2 separate regions of the Mus musculus genome follow, and region 2 is linked to region 1. A link is a loop called in an ENCODE intact Hi-C map of the cell type or tissue named here. Cell type or tissue: left cerebral cortex. All regions are shown on one strand.

The links. A loop is a pair of places that touch in the nucleus more often than their neighbours do. Peaks named below come from ENCODE experiments on the same cell type or tissue, not always from the same donor. Only the 100,000 strongest peaks of a DNase experiment are listed, where the experiment ranks them.
Region 2: a loop joins it to region 1, with 3 times the contacts of the local background. A loop is called at or near these places in 5 of 42 quality-filtered maps.

Annotation. Positions count from the first base shown.
Region 1 is chr6:51,589,518-51,597,517 of GRCm38, reverse strand. It overlaps Snx10 (sorting nexin 10), which reads right to left. Exons shown (of 7, transcript NM_001127349.1): 7 at 6,848-8,000. Among named protein-coding and RNA genes, the nearest start is that of Snx10, 70 kb to the right of the region's middle. In left cerebral cortex, CTCF peaks have their summits at 527 (motif pointing right) and 4,589; DNase peaks (open chromatin) are centred at 2,855, 3,852, 4,610, 5,067 and 1 more place; H3K4me3 peaks cover 1,524 bases; H3K27ac peaks cover 4,394 bases.
Region 2 is chr6:51,722,646-51,730,645 of GRCm38, reverse strand. No RefSeq gene overlaps it. Among named protein-coding and RNA genes, the nearest start is that of Gm38811, 15 kb to the right of the region's middle. In left cerebral cortex, a CTCF peak has its summit at 7,376 (motif pointing right); DNase peaks (open chromatin) are centred at 1,176, 3,008 and 7,394.

The DNA.
Region 1 (8,000 bases):
GACCTTTAGAGAAACTATGCTCAACCATCTGCATAGCTGAGTATTTCAACTTACCACTTCCTTAGTAAGTGTACATTTTAACTCACACTCAGTATAATAGCCGCAGTACCTAAGCAGAAACAGACTGACCAAAAGAAATAGCCCAGAAAGATATTTCAGAGAATGACCAAAGAATTCTCCTTTAGTCAAGGAGAAAGGCCGTCCAGGCAGACTTGTTTTGACTACAATGTCAACCCCAGGAAAAGGAACGACTTTCCCACTTCCCTACAGTCTCTGTTAACTTGAAAATTGGTACTCAGATGATTCTGTTTGCCCTCAGGATAGCTTGAGATTCTCACACCCAATGAGGCTCTAGCCAGGGACTGAGGCCTGCTGCCTCAGGGTCTGCCACGGGAAAGGGGGTCGGGACATGGGCTCCTTGCTTTTGTTTTGTTTTCCTTTTTGTTTTTTTTTAAGATTTATTTATTTTATTTATATGTATTTATTGTATTTATGAGTACACTGTAGCTGTCAGACACACCAGAAGAGGGCATCAGATCCCATTACAGATGGTTGTGAGCTACCATGTGGTTGTTGGGAATTGAACTCAGGGCCTCTGGAAGAGCAGTCAGTGCTCTTAACCACTGAGCCATCTCTCCAGCCCGGGCTTCTTACTTCAACAGGAATCATTCCACAGTATGTCCTGCCTGTACCAGCTGTAGCTGGTGCCTCAAGAGAGAAAAGTGATCCAAGGTATTGAAATGGGGCACTCATCTTCCAGTGGGGGCCTGAAGACAGGCACGGTCAAGTAACAAAGCATAAATAATAGAGTCCTGAGTGTTTTCAGAAAAACATCTGGAGATGGGGAAGGCAGGACTTCAAAAATACAGAGACGGGCCACCAGCCTTCCAGTGGGTGTGGTCAGAGCATTGGGACATTTTATCAGTCATAAATCACTAACAGAAACTGGCCAAGTTCAAGGGCTTTGGGGAGGACCTCGGTGATCCCTTGCAAGCAGAGGGATCATATATGTCTTAGAGGGATTCCACTTGCACTGAACATGGGCTCTCATGTGCAGAATCAAAGATGCAGAAATCAGAATAATGGTTAAGTGACTTGCTCAGGCACTCACTCTAAACTTCCACCATACTTCCTGCCTCTCCAAGAGCATTGCTTGAAGGAGACTACTCACTTATCAGACAGAATGTCATGCTGCCTAGCCTGGCCTTGAACCCACCACGTAGCTGAGGATGACTGGACTTCTGCCTCTGTTTCCTGAGGGCCGGGTTTACAAGCGTGCAGCATGGTGACAGGTCTGGAAAGGGAATGTTTCAGAGTTCCGCTTGTCCCTTGCACCCTGGCAAGAACACCAAGTGGGAATGAAAAGAATCTCAGAATTGTTCTGAGAAAAGAAAATCCAAAGCACTATTAAGAAAAAAATCCACATACCGTCACCTCCTGTTTCTGACACACAGATTTGAAAGCAGCAGCAAACATGCAAGAGGCACCGAGGAGTCCTGGTTTGATGCTAAACGTTGCTTATTGCAATGTGTATGGAGCACAGCTGACCATGGAAGCCTCCGTCCTTTTTATTTTAGGACCAGACACTCTAGGGAACATCTGCAGGACAGCCTATATTCAGATCTCTTGAGATATAGATGTGGAAATGGAGGTCCAGAGAGTTGGGAACTGCCCTGGAGGACAGTCCAGCAGCTGGGCCTGAAGCTGGTTTGCCAGAAGACTACCAGGTCAACACAGTCTCTGGTTAACCAGGCTTCAGTCTGTCCACTCCCTAAGCCGTATGTGTGGACGCTGGTAACAAGCCACAGTTGTCAAGTTACACATACATCCCCCTTGTTTACAAAAGAAAAAGAAAGAAAAGAAATCCCCATATGAGATCTGAGATCGTGCACATAAGCCTCAAGTGTATTCACCCACACTGTCAGGTTTATGGCTTGCCCAAGCCTTGCTATCAGCTGTTTATCTTCATTGCCATCCCACTGAAATAATAACATGGATCACAACCACTAGCGCTCTTCTTGCTCAGTGTGAAGGATAACGTGGAAATATTGATGCAAATGCCCAGTGTTTATCACCGTGCTATCATTTCAATGGCGCCGAAGCTGAAGAAATCACTCCTTAACGAGGCCATCCCAAACAAATTCCTCACCACACGCACTTCGCTGAGAGATCAGATCCTATTAGCCTAACTAAAATTCTGTGTCACTTGGTTAGAACCAAGACAAGAAAACCAGTAAAAACTCCGGAGTGGGGGGTGGGGGTGGGGGGTGGATATCTGTTTGTTTTCCCCAGAGATTTATTAACCATATGTCTTCTACTAAAACCTAAGTTGTTATAACGGCAGGAAGTTTAACTTTCAAGAGCAGTCAATACTGAACTTTGAAGAGCATTTATGAATAATAATGCATTAGGGAAGGTCAGCTGGGCTTTTGCTCTAAAAAGTTAAGTAGTCCACGCCCTCGCCCTGGATGTGTTTCCAAAGTATTCCTTATCGGCAGGAGGAGGCAAATGACCCCAGCCGTCGTCTTAAATGTGCAACTTTGCTTATCTTCCTGTATTAATGATCCTGCCGCAGTTGTTGTATTAACCTTATCACACAGAATGGCAATAAGGGAGGCCTAATGTGCAAGAAAGAGGAAAAACATTCCTTCTAATCTCAGGGACCTTCTTCTAACCCTAGCAATTTTCTGACTGTCAAGCAGAGTGAAAAATGAAAGTTGGGCTTTTACAGAGTTTTTGTAAAAATCACAAAGAAGCTAAATGTTTTCAAATGGGTGACTCACTAAACATCATACAGTGTGAAGAGAACCCAGATTAGATTATCCTCTGAGCGGCCAGTCCTGGCTGTGTGGGCTCCGCTAAGGAGTCCTGACAAGGAGACGGGAGGAGGTGGCTCTTGAGAAAGCCACTCCTCCTTCAGAGCTCTGAACTGCTCATGGGTGGATCGGCAGAACCCTGTCCCTGGAAAGCTTTCTTTTTCTTCTGTTCTCTCTCTTTTTAAAGATTTGCTTATTTATTTTATGTATAGGAGTACTCTGTCTTCGTGCATCCCATTACAGATGGTTGTGAGCCACCATGTGGTTGCTGGGTATTGAACTCAGGACCTCTGGAAGAGCAACCAGTGCTCTTAACTGCTGAGCCATCTCTCCAGCCCCAGAGACTCCTTTTTTATACAGTCTCTGTCCACATGGAGGAGGTTCCAAGTCTCCCTCTTTTAATTCCTTTTTAACTTTGACAACAAAAGAACCTTGACCCCCAAGACTCCTCTATCTCAGGATACTTGAGAAACCAACTAACTTTAAGATTGAAATTAGTATATTTTTTTCGGCTGCAAATGCTTGCCCTCGTCACACACAGCGGTGGGGTGACCTCGCCCCCTTCCACTTCCCATGCCAGGTAATTTTATTTTTCATTATCCCTTTAATGCAGAGCAGGGCCACTGATTACAAAAAAGCAGTTTGCCTCTAGCAATAGGTCTTCTTCAGTAATCCTCACTGTCATGGAAATTCCAGCTGCTACAAGAATAAGAGGCTCAATCCATATTTGCCAGTTCTAATATGAAATCTGTCAGAGCCCAAATTAATGAGTTCCAAATTCCTTACATCACGATAACAGGTTAAGACTGGTCAATTAATTACATAAATCCTTCCCGATTCATTGTGCGTTTGCAGCCCTGATTGTGTCTTACATTACTCCGTGACACAAGGCCTTTTGGCTCCTGTTGTTCCAAAGAAAGGCCCCATTTAAGTGGAGGCTGCCTGCCACGGCAAAAATGTTAAATGTCACACGTTAAATGTGCACTTTTCTGTAATTGCTTTTGTTAAAAAAAGAAAAAAAAAAGATTAAAGTACAGGGCTCCTAACACAGTACCGTGCTGAGGGCTGGAACTGTACTGAGCACCCGCTTGGACGGTGAGACGCCTCTGCTCTGCCTCTAGCAGGACATACAGACTCTTTGGCACCCATGCTCTGCAGGAAGAAGCCAGAAGGTTGTGTTTGTGAAAATAAACCCAGTTCCCCAAGATCAATACTAGCAAATATAGACCTTTGAATATGCCTTTTTTTAAAATGAGAGGATTAAAATCTGAGTCCAGCTTCTCGTCAGGTGTTAAGAGTACTATTAAGTGTGTAACCCATATTGGACCTAGTTAACTTGAAAAGAGAGGCACATTATACAAGAGTATATGGTACATGTGTAGTTTTAGCATCACCCAAAAGGATGCTCCTGATGGCTTTGCTATTTAGATTTATAACTGATATGTACCTACAGAAAATAGAATTGAGGACTCAGAGGACCACAAAATTATCCAGGTCAAATGTTTTCTTTTCTTTTCTTTTCTTTTTTCTTTTGTCCAAATGAGCTTAGAGTCACAGCTAGGTAGACTGTGATCTGCCGTGACATGACTCTCAACACCTAGTGCCATCTCCCCCTTCACCCCCTCTGTCTTGCTTTCTGGCCCGATGCAGATTTAGCCTGAACCATCTCACCACAGGCTTAGAGTCTGGAGAGCACAAGCCAGCAGATGATGCTCTGGGCATAGACTGCAGGGTATCAACGCGCCACGCTGCCCGACAGCGACCCCGTCCGTCCACCCGTGGCCTCGCACCGCAGGTCAGCTTCAAGTGACCTGGCTCAGCAGCTTGGGGACCTACATCTCCCCACGCGCGACCCAGAACCTGGACGCACGCGATTCTTTCCCAGGGACGAAAGTTCCGCTCCTGGGCCCAACCGGGTCAGGCAAGAGAGGAAGGTTAGCGTATTGGGCTCCGGTCTGGAAGGTTCCAGGCTCCTGGGAATAAGCGCACAGCGCAGCGTGGGGTCAGCTAAGGCTGGAGCTGATGGAGCCATGTGCACTCTCTCGGAGGGCGGCGGTCTGAAGAACAAAGGCCCACGTGCCTCCCCCACCCACGCCCGGCACGTGTGCGGTGGCTTTGTTTGGTCCTCACTGTCTGGGTGCGGGACGCTGGCGGTGCCGGAGGCAGGTGGGCCATGGTAAATCGCTCTCCACCCGCCCACTCCAAATGGCTTCCTCCCATCCCCCACTCAGTTCCGCAGAGCAGTTGCTATGGGTTACCAGGGCGGTTGCCATGGGTTACCCAACCGAGGAAGCGGGAGCATGCGTGGGATGGCAGGAGCTTGAGGGCTGCTGAGCCGAGGCCCACGGGGGTGGGGGACTGAGCTATAAAGAAGGTCCAGGTAAGAGTCGAAATCCACGCGCTATGACACTCAGAGCCTGCTGGCTTCTGCAGCATCTCTACTTCTCTTTTGCTTAAAGCAGAGTGGATTCCGCACAAATTTTTGTAGCTTAGTGTTCTTCTCTCCCTCTTTTCTAATCTATCTTTTGAAAATAAGTCTTTGGAATTTTGAAGGAAAAGGGTCATGAACTACCAGAGTTTTTGCTGCTAAAATAAATTAATGTCCAGTGCACTATTTTTAACAAGGACCTAGAAGTTTCCAGCAAGAGGGAAAGGGTTTGACTTAAGGGCTGACAGTGGTGACTGGACTGTAAAACGCGTCCAGCCAAGAACAAAGCCCTGAACCCATTGTGAATGTATCAAACTCCAAAGGAATTGTTTCTTTACATGCTAAATTATTTTTAGCTCCATTTATTAAAATGTCTGCATTTCTTGCCTTGACTTGCAAAGAAAACTGTATCTATGCCTTTAATGAATGTCAAGTTGCCACAACTAAGTTCAGACATTTTACGTTTAAAAATGTGTTCATAGCAAATTAAGAAATGGTTTTCTTCAGAAACAAAACTGTATTGAAATAAATGCTTTCTCGGTGGAAAGGACGGCGTTGTACTCATCCGGCACCAGCTAACTAATTTAAATATTTTTTAAAAAGACAATTTAGAAACAGAATAAGCCTTCTTAATTTTTGTACTTAAAAAAAAAAATTAGGCCTTTCATGAAAATGGCTCAATCCTGAAAACCTTATTGTACACATTTAACTTGATAATAAACCCTTAAAGAAGCAACAAAATAAAGAAGCTGGGCTCAAGACAACATCCAGCTGCCACTGTTGGCTAGAACATGGATAAACTAAATAAATTTGATTAAGTGCTAATGTCATGTAAGAAGTTTTATGCGTTTACTTCTCCATGTTGCTAATAACTTGTTTGTATTTGTTGTTAAATATAATTTGAAGTAGACCTGAAGAGCTCTGGCAAAATATATTTAGTATCTTAAGGAATGGCAAATGATTGAAGACAAACATTTGTGGTTTCCCCTAGTGTTTTTTTTTTAACTGAAATTTTTAACTAGAATGAAAATCACTTTGTAGCAAAGGAGACTTTAAGTCTTAAGTAACAGGTTGTTGACTTTCACTGCCAACACCTTCAGCTACGTATAAAGTCAACTCTAAAACAAAATACAAAGGATTATGACCTTTCAGGTGCTGTACCTGCAGAAAAATCCAGAAAAATCGAGTTTTGCTGACTGTAAACCATAAGACATACAGAACTACGATTCTTAAAGCTTAATTCACATTTAAAATAACACTAAATGTATCCTCTGCTTAGTTACATGTTAAATGCTTAGCTACTTGTTTTCCTACAGACATGAGAGCATAAAACAAAGCCCTATTGGAAATGGAACTATCTAGACCCCAAAAAGTCAGTTTGAAGACGCTTGCTGGGGCTCAGCTGTTTTGACAGCCAAAGCAGAGCAAATACAACGCAGGGAGCCTCAAACCAAGTCTGACCAGAGCTCTTCAATGAGAAATTACCAGTAATTACAAAAAAAAAAAAAAAAAAAAAAAAAAAAAAAAATCACAGACCTTAGGTCTGAGTTAGAGGAAATATATTCTCCTATGTAAAGTAAGAAATCGAACAAAGTTTTGTTTTGCTTTGCTTTCATGTTTAATGTGAAAACAGTGACTGTGGAGTTTATGGAGCAAACATCACTTCATATTAACTTCAAAGGTTATATTATGTCACCAAGAAGTAGCATGATAACTGATGTCACAATTTATGCTTTCCAAAAAAACGCCGTTAAAACATAAATGATGTGAATTCATCTACACTGCTGAGGAACTTGCTCTGAAACTCTACACACAGCTGCATAATCACTTCCTTTTGGCATTAAAATAAAGACAATTAGAGGACACGGTTAACAGGATCTAAGACATAAATCAAAATATTTACACAAGTTTGATAATGTTTCAGACAGAACTTTAAAAAATCATTCTTATTCCAAATTGAATGTTTGGTTTTTTTAACCAATTCTCTGTAAGAAGGCTCTCAAAGGACAAGTCAATAACTTTTTATTAATACAATAACTCTTAAGTACCCAAGTAAATGGCTGCTTTTTGCTGCCGCTTTTGCACCCACGAGAGTGGGAGCCATTCATTGGAAGCAACAAGTTATCCCTCTTAGGTGAAAATTCCTTCTGCTGGTTCCCAGAGATACCTAGGAAGACTCTGGGGAACCCTTGGCTAATTATCCCAGGAAAACTGCTGCCTCGGCTGAAACTGGAAGCTCATGGTGGACCCCAAGATATCTTATCTTTGGGACACTTAAAAAAAAAAAGCTATTTTATTCCAATTAAGCCAGTCTTTTGAGAGACACCTAGAAAGAAAGGGCTTCTAAAACATGAACATGAGCTCTGATGTTAGCAACCCAACTTCCACTCCAAAATTACTGAAATATTTATGGGTAAAATTAACTCATAAAAACCTTCTTCTAACTGAAAAAATGAACCGTGAGGAGCTATTCCTCATGGAAGCTACCTGGTGACTTTTTTTTTTAATGTACATTTTTTTAATGACAGAAAATAAATCATAAGATATGATTCTAATTGCACAATGACTCATCGCCAGAGCCAGTGTTTAAGCTGATTTTGGACAGTGAGAATGTATTTCTAAATCTGTGTCTGGCAAATTTAAGCAAAATTACAAAGACTTTTGTTTTTTTTCCCTCCTAGGATGTAAACGTTTGTTTTGTTGTTGTTTTTGTTGTTTTAGTGCATCTCTATTTGTAAGACATATTTTCCATTTAC
Region 2 (8,000 bases), 130 kb before region 1:
TGGGAAAGTAGCACTAGGAATACAGCATTCATTCCCGTCCACAGGCCACGGAGGAGAAGTCCAAGGAGGGATGGTCCCCTCTCTCCCCTTGCTTCTTCCAAATACCTACCCCTTACTCTGCATCTTCCTCTGCTCCTCACATTGGTCCACTGAAGTGGCCAACCCAGCCGACAGAGAGAAACACACAGGATTTTCAAATACAAAGCATCTCAATTAAAAAAAAAAATGTTGAGACCTGGACATGACGTGAGATCAGTTTATGTAAGCTGCTCATTGTATGAGTGTGTGTGTGTGTGTGTGTGTGTGTGTGTGTGTGCGCGCGCGCGCGCGCATGTATGTGCACGTGTGTGCAAGTGTGTGCGGGACTGTGTGAATAAGTGTTAGTGGTACATGTGTGAGTGTATGTGTGTATGCATGAGTGAGTGTGTGTGTACATGTGTGAGTATGTATGAATGTGTATGTGAATGTGTAGGTATGAGTATGTGTGCATGTGTGTGTATGTGAGAGTGTGCACAGGTACGCACATGTGCAAGTACATATACATATGTGTGTATATAGATGCATGCATATACATGTGTACATAGACCAGAAGGCAGTATCAGGTGTCTTTTATTTCATCTTTAATCCTGTGTTTGCATGTGAGTATGTGCATGTGAGTGCAGGTGCCCTCAGAGGCCAGCGGCATCAGATGCCTCTGGAACTGGTGTTATAGGCAGTTCTGAGCCACCCAAAATGGATGCTAGACATGAGACCTGTGTCCTCTGTAAGAGCAACGAGTGTTCATAACATCAGAGCCATCTCTGCGGTCCTCCATCTTATTTTTGCGACAGGATCCCTCACTAACTTTGGAACTCACCCACCCATCAAGATGCCCTTTTGTCTCTGCTACCCAGTGAGATTACAGGAACACAGCATGCCTTAGGCCTAGCTTCTTACATGGACACTGGGTATCAAGCTCATATCCTCATGCTTGCCTGGCAGACACTTTATCCACTGAGCCCCTGTTGATGTTACTAATACTCAGTAAGAGAAAATGAGGGCCCCTGTTTGTGACAGGTATTAAAGGCAGACCTCACCAGACTGGCCATAAAAGGCTGCCTTCTCCCTTGCTTCCCAGGGTGGTAGAGCCAGCCAATCTCCAACCCATGTGACTGCACTTCCATCCAAGACAATTTGAATTAATTTTGTGCATGAAATTTGGTGGGGTGCAGTGCCAAATATTTAACTGAAATCAAGATGCAAACTTCCCTCGATCCACTCAGTTCTGTAAATCCTGTCAAAAATGAAACCAAAGCCATTAGGCGTGCCTGCCAACTCGGGCCCTCTCTGCCCCAGCTGCTCATCGTTCTAGGTTCCTTTCCTCCTGGCGTGTCCCCCCAGCCCTGTGGTATTTGTTCTGGTATATTTATGGGTCTCCAGGCAGGACCTTTGTGCTGTTAGCTCTACTGATGTTGCCAAGTCTAAGATCCCTTTTAGGGACTGGTTTTATTTAAAGAGCACCCCATTAATGGGTTTAATGGCCTTTCAATCACTTAGCATGCATTGTCAATGAGATAGAATCGATTTTCTGAGGATTCTGGTTCTGGGGGGAAAACAAACAGCCCTAGCTTCCGACTGCAATGTGGCCAGTGAACAGACGATGAAGAACTGAGCTGCAGCCGGGATGCCAAGCATCTCATGAGGCAACCAGGCAGCAAGCTGGGCATGCTAGACCCTGAGACACTCTGCCTGGCATCTTTAGAAGAGTCCCACTGTCCATTCACAGGAGACCTGATCCAAACCTAATACATTATTTTTGGGGGGAGCGATGTATGTTTCTTGTGATAGTTTATCAAATCCTCAGGCTCATAGCTATAGCCCTGGTATAGCTCATAGCCCAGGGTCTCCAGACATGAACTTAGAAAAGCATCATTTTCATTATGCAAGGCTTCACAGATCAGAACCCTCACACATGCTTGCACTTTTGGGGAGCACTGAATTCCACCCTTGAATTGATGATAGCGTTTGTCCAAGTGACTCTGGGGCTCCGAATGGTGGGGATCCCGGCAGGGACATGGGAAAGGTGAAAAGTACAGTGTCTGTGACACTCGGGGTTTGACTTGTCAAAGTTAGGGGATCTTTTCATTGTTGCTAAGCAAAGCATGCCTCTTCCTGCTCTCCGACAATCAGCTTCCGGTTAATCCCTGTCCTCTTCCTTGTCCTTAAGCGTCCTTCCAGAGCCCCAGACTGAGTCCTCACCCCACCACTGACCCTGTAGGCATTCCTTGGCACTCAGTGTCCAGACTCCTCTCTGGGAAGGTGTGTACTGATTGTCAGTTCTGACCTCCCTTCCCAGAGAAGGAGAGGCTAAGGAGACAGGTCCCTTCTGACAGGAAAACCTTTCTCCTCGAGCTGAACTTACTGTGTCTTCTATTCTGTCTCACTCACCTTTCCTAAGGTATGCAAAACAGACCCAGTCATGTCCAGTTCAAAATAATACCGAGAGCACCTGTCACCTGCAAAGTGTCCATCCTGTGTCAAATGCCTAGAACCCCCCCCCCCCGTCTCTCCCCTCTGTTGTCTTATAAAAATACCTCCGGAGATAGAGAAAAGGATACCGTGAGGTTAAACAATTTCCTGAGGTCCCACACTAGCTCTGGGCTAGTATTTTGTGTCTGTTTTTATTTTTAAATCCTAACCTGGTATTATTACTAATGATGATAGCTTAAAGATAAGACTGAATGTCAGATATATGAACCACCCAAGGTTCCCCAGCTTATCAGTGTCAAGGCAAGCATCTGAGACCAGCTGATGTCTGTGCTTAGATCACAATACCAATGTCACCTCCCAAGGCCTGTGGTTCCCCCATTGCACCAAAGCTCTTCTGTCTTCTCCTAAGCAATTTGGAAAGTGTCCCATAAGTTTCTCCAAAACAGTGGTTGGAAAAGGAACGGAAGAGATGCCAGGCGGAGCCGTCTCCACGCGCCCCTGCCTTGAACTGGAAGCTCATTTGCATTTGTCCTTCTGCAATCATTTCCAATTCCCAAGCAGAACACAATTTAACTGCAAAATTTGCCTTAACTAGGCAGCTGTCTGCCGCAGTCAGGCACCAGGCTCAGGTGCGGCTCCCAGTAGGCACTCCTGAAGCAGTGTGCCAGCCTCTGTAAAGCAATACAAAGTCACCTCGGAGAAATGAGACACCACTTGGATGAGACACGCGCTCCTGGGCCTGCTCATTGTCAGTTCAGAGTGGTGCAGTGGGTGCCAATCACGGCTCAATTACTCCCAGACTTGCCTGCTAAAGGTGTCCCTGTCATTTAGGGGAGCTGGTTCACGGCCAGCTACCACATGTCCATGTGTCAGGTGCCAGAAGGGTTACCTGAGATATTGTGTTGGAAGGGAACAGGTTCGGATTTACTTGGACTCTCTCCATGATGCCACCAGTCCATCAAAAGGAAGGATCCCAAGAGCCAAAAGGGCAGACAGTAGAACTCAACACCATCGGATAATGTTTACGACATTATACTAAAGGCTTAAAGGTAGGACAATACCTCTTCTCCTCTGACCCAGCATTAGACAGGGGTAGGGGGACTAATTGTGGTAAGCAAGGCAGGTGCCCTTAGAAAAGGACAAGCAAGCCCAAGGTTGTCTGCTCAGAGGCCTCAGCTGACACGGGAGCAGGAGAAAGACTACAGAAAGTAGCAAAGAAGAGTACAATACTGCGGTGTCTAATCTGTGAGGTAAAGGAAATTACAAAGATGTCCTAGAGGAGGAGAAGAGGGAGAAGGTGAAAATAACCCTGGGTCTCAGGGTACCCCGGTGCCAGTGAGATGGTACCAGTATCCAGTGAGACCAAGAAGAGATTCAGGAGAATATCCAGGTGATTGACAGATAGGCAGAGCACATTAGGCAATGATGTCAGGAAAGGGCACAGTGAGCTTCGGTCAAGGAGACAGGATGACAGCGAGGAAGAGTTGATATTGGTGACTCTTCCCTGGAGATGTTTGGGAGGGTGAGGCTGGTGTCGCAAGAGAAAGCCTGACAGAAGATGTATTTAGGGGCTAAGGACAGCGTGCTCTGAGTCCAAGGAAAGCTGAGGGGGGACACAAAGGGGAATGTGTTCCTGATGGGACAAGACTCCAAGGCAGTAAGAGAGGCTGGGGATACAGCAGGTCATATTCACAGTGGAAAGACAGAGAAGCCCTCAAGCAAGACAGGAGCAAGCAAAGAGATAGGGAACCACTGCAGCCATCTAGAGATGGAGATGCAGATGAGGAAAGAGCTCCCAACCGGCCCCTTGACATTGCCAGTGGGTCACCAAGGAACTGATGTGCCCTCTAAATAGTGTGAGGCCATTCTAAAACAGTTATCTTTTTTTATAACTGGACGGATACTGTCTTAGTCACTGCTCGGGTGCTGTGAAGAGACAGCATGACCAAGGCAATTCTTTAAGAAGAAAACATTGAAGTGGGTGCCTGATCGCCACTTCAGAAGTTCAGTCCGTTATGAATGTGGCAGGGAGCCTGGTGTCACACAGGCAGACGTGCTGCTGAAGCAGTGGCTGAGAGTCACATCCTGACCCACAGGGGTGGTGGTTTAAAGATGCTTGCCCCTTAAGTGAGGAGATGTGGCCTTGTTGCAGTAGGTGTGGCCTTGTTGGAGGAAGTGTTGAAGTAGGTGTGGCCTTGTTGGAGGAAGTGTCACTGTGGAAGTGGGCTTTGAGGTCTCCTATGGCTCAGGCTCCATCCAGGGCAGAAGAGCCTCCTCCTAGCTGCCCGAAGAAAACAGTCTCCTGCTGGCTGCCCTCGGATCAAGATGTAGAACCCTCAGCTCCTTCTCCGGCACCATGTCTGCCTGGATGCTGCCATGCATTCTGCCATGATGATAATGGACTGAGGCTCTGAAAGTGTAAGCCAGCCCCAGTTAAATGTTGTCCTTTATAAAAGGTGCCTTGATCATTTTGTCTCTTCCCAGCAAGGGAACTATAACTAAGAGAAGGCAGAGAGAGAGAGACTGTGGGCTTGGAATGGACTTTTGAAACCTCAAAGCCCACCCCCACTGACACACTTCCTCCAACAAGGCCAGGCCTCCTAATTCAACTAACCCTTCCAAATAGTGCCACTCCCTGGTGACCAAGCCCTGAAATGTGTAAGTCAATGAGGAGCAACTTTACTCAAATCCCCACAGAGATGCTAACGGAGGCAGCACGAGAGTCATGCCATTCAATTTTCATCTAGACATTTTTCATGTGTTCTTTTGGGGTTTTGTTTGATTGATTGATTGATTGATAATTTGTTCTTGGTCTATCTTGTCTTCACTTCTCCCCCTGACAACCTTCATCTCAAAGGTTTGGCTTCTCTCTTAACCATCGGCTCCACAGCCCATGGGCCTACACAAACATTCCAACGACAACCTGGTCTTCCTCTCTGATGTTGCACTCCCTTCAACCCTCCCCCACATCCCACCCCCCATCCCCCACTCCCACACCCGCATCTTCACATTGATACTGTGCTCTCAAACCCAGCACCAGATCTGAGCTTCAGTAAGGTGAGAACTCAGTTCATTACATCACTCCTCTGGGGGTCTAGCAACAATGTTTAGGTTATCCTAAATGAGGCTAGGAGCTGGGAGAAGCTGCTCCATTTGCCCTGAAGCTCAGAACAATGATACTCATTTAGGAAAGTCTCATGGCAGAGGCCTAAGTAACTATTCTTGACATTGGCATCCCCTCGCCCCTCACTATGGGTCTAACTTTGACATCAAAGCTCTGGATGTGGGATTTTCAGTCTGGAGCTCAAATCATCAGCCCAACAGTTCTCTGGGCCTTGAGATGGAGTTCTCTGATCACTGGTCAGTATTAGGGCTCAGACAGTTTCTGGCATCTCTTTGGGAACTGGGCTCAGGATGCAGTCATACTGTGGTAGTTTCAGCAGAGTTTTACTGAATTTTGAGAGGTATTTCATGAAGGTACCAGGCAGTTGCGATCCGCGGCAGGTTAACAAGACATTGGTCCTGGGTATCAGGGAGGATAGAGAACACATCCAGGAGTGGGCCTATTCTATTTCCTGTAACTATGTGCACATCTATATCTTGAGATGAAAAGTATAATTTCTTTTTTAAGATTTATTTATTTATTTATTTAATGTATATAAGTACACTGTAGCTGTCTTCAGACACACCAGAAGAGGGCATCAGATCCCATGACAGATGGTTGTGAGCCACCATGTGGTTGCTGGGAATTGAACTCAGGACTTCTGAAAGAGCAGAACCATCTCTCCAGCCAGCCCCCCCCCCAAGTATAATCTCTAAAGGGCTCATGGACAAGGGAGGCTGCAGTTCTCAATGGACAGTTTCAGTAGATATTCTAACAGTGTGTTACACAACAGTGTGATTGTATTTTACATGATTTTCAAAGGGTTGGGTGGTATATTTTATGTTACGGGTTTTAAGCATGATTTTTTTTTAGTTAAAGCCTAATTTTAAGGCTTTAAGAACTTCTGTCTAAAATTATAAATGACAGTGTCAAGCATTGACAGGACACGGAGGAAATAGAGCCCTATACAACTCAAATGGAAAATCTTGAAATGCCTCACTCAATTAGAGATATACTTACAATATTAACCAGGAATCTATCCTGCATAAGTGAAAATGTATCCCTCTAAGAAAGACTTAAACTAATTTTTTTGTCAAAATAGTCCCAAACTGGAAATAATCTAAATCTCCATCATTGACAAATGAACAAAAAAAATTAAGATTCATTCAATAGAACAGAGTCCCGAGATAAAATAAAGTTAATACATATACAACGCACATGAACTTCAGAAAACACTATCTAGACATGATCATATATTGTGTGTATTCATTTATTTGCAAATATAACGTGTAATTCTTGTCCATATTTAAGGAATGAGGATCCATGGTTGTGTAGACACCATAGGAAAACAATGGTAGGGACTGACTGCAAAGAAAGTCAAGGGGACTTTGGGGGTGATAAAATGTTCTGTATTTTTATGGTGGTAGTGGTTTCTCAGACACATACACATTTGTGTGTGTGTGTGTGTGTGTGTGTGTGTGTGTGTGTGCATGCGTGTGTGTGTGTGCATGCGTGTGTGTGTGTGTGTATGTATGTGTGTGTGTATGTGTATGTGTGTATATGTGAGTGTGTATGTGTGTGTACATTTGTGTGTGTATGTGAGTATATGTATGTGTTTCATTTCATGAAGGATAGCTCAGTAAAAAGTGACTGAGCAAAGAGAGGGCTCCCAGAGTCATTAGCAGATAAAAGCTAAAACCTATTTATGGTTTTCTCATCTCCCATAGCTTCTCTTCTCATTCCTGAAAGCATTTTCCTCTTCAGGCTCCCTGAGCCGATAGACTCCAGCTCCCATCAGCCAGTAGAGGGAACTCTTTCTCAGGTGGACGTTTCCTCAGCCTGTAAGGTGCCAGGCTAATCTGGAAGCTGTACAGATGTGCTGGGCATGCCTATCAATGGGAAGATGTCTCACTCGACTGTGAAACTGCTGATGCAGAGGAGTGCCAGGTCTAGACGCTGGATGCTGTAGCAGCTGAACTCTGGGGAAACCAGCTAAGAAACCTGCTGAAACAGCAGATGGACCTGGCGATGGACCTTTCTGTGTGGCTCTCTTCCTATTGATAGCCATCCCTAGCACCCCTTGGGAAGTGGTCTGGCTGCTTTCATGTGTCACAATTTTCTACTGGCACAACATTATACCATCTTGCCAGCATTCTGTGAGCCATGATCATGTCCTTGTCAGCAAGATTGAGTTTCACCCTTAAAGGTTGTTGTGTGCCTTACATATCTGTACTCTCTTATGGTTAGACTTCTGTTTTGTTAGCCAATACCTGCTTACCAAAATCTCTGATACAGTGCGCGGTGTATGGCAAGCTACCCTTGTCCTGATTCAGCTCAGGTTGATATGCCTCCCTGTGTACTGACTCGATTCTTCCTTTCCGTTGACACTTGGTCCCGGCCTCGTCTCCTGGGCTCAGGAGATGCCTGG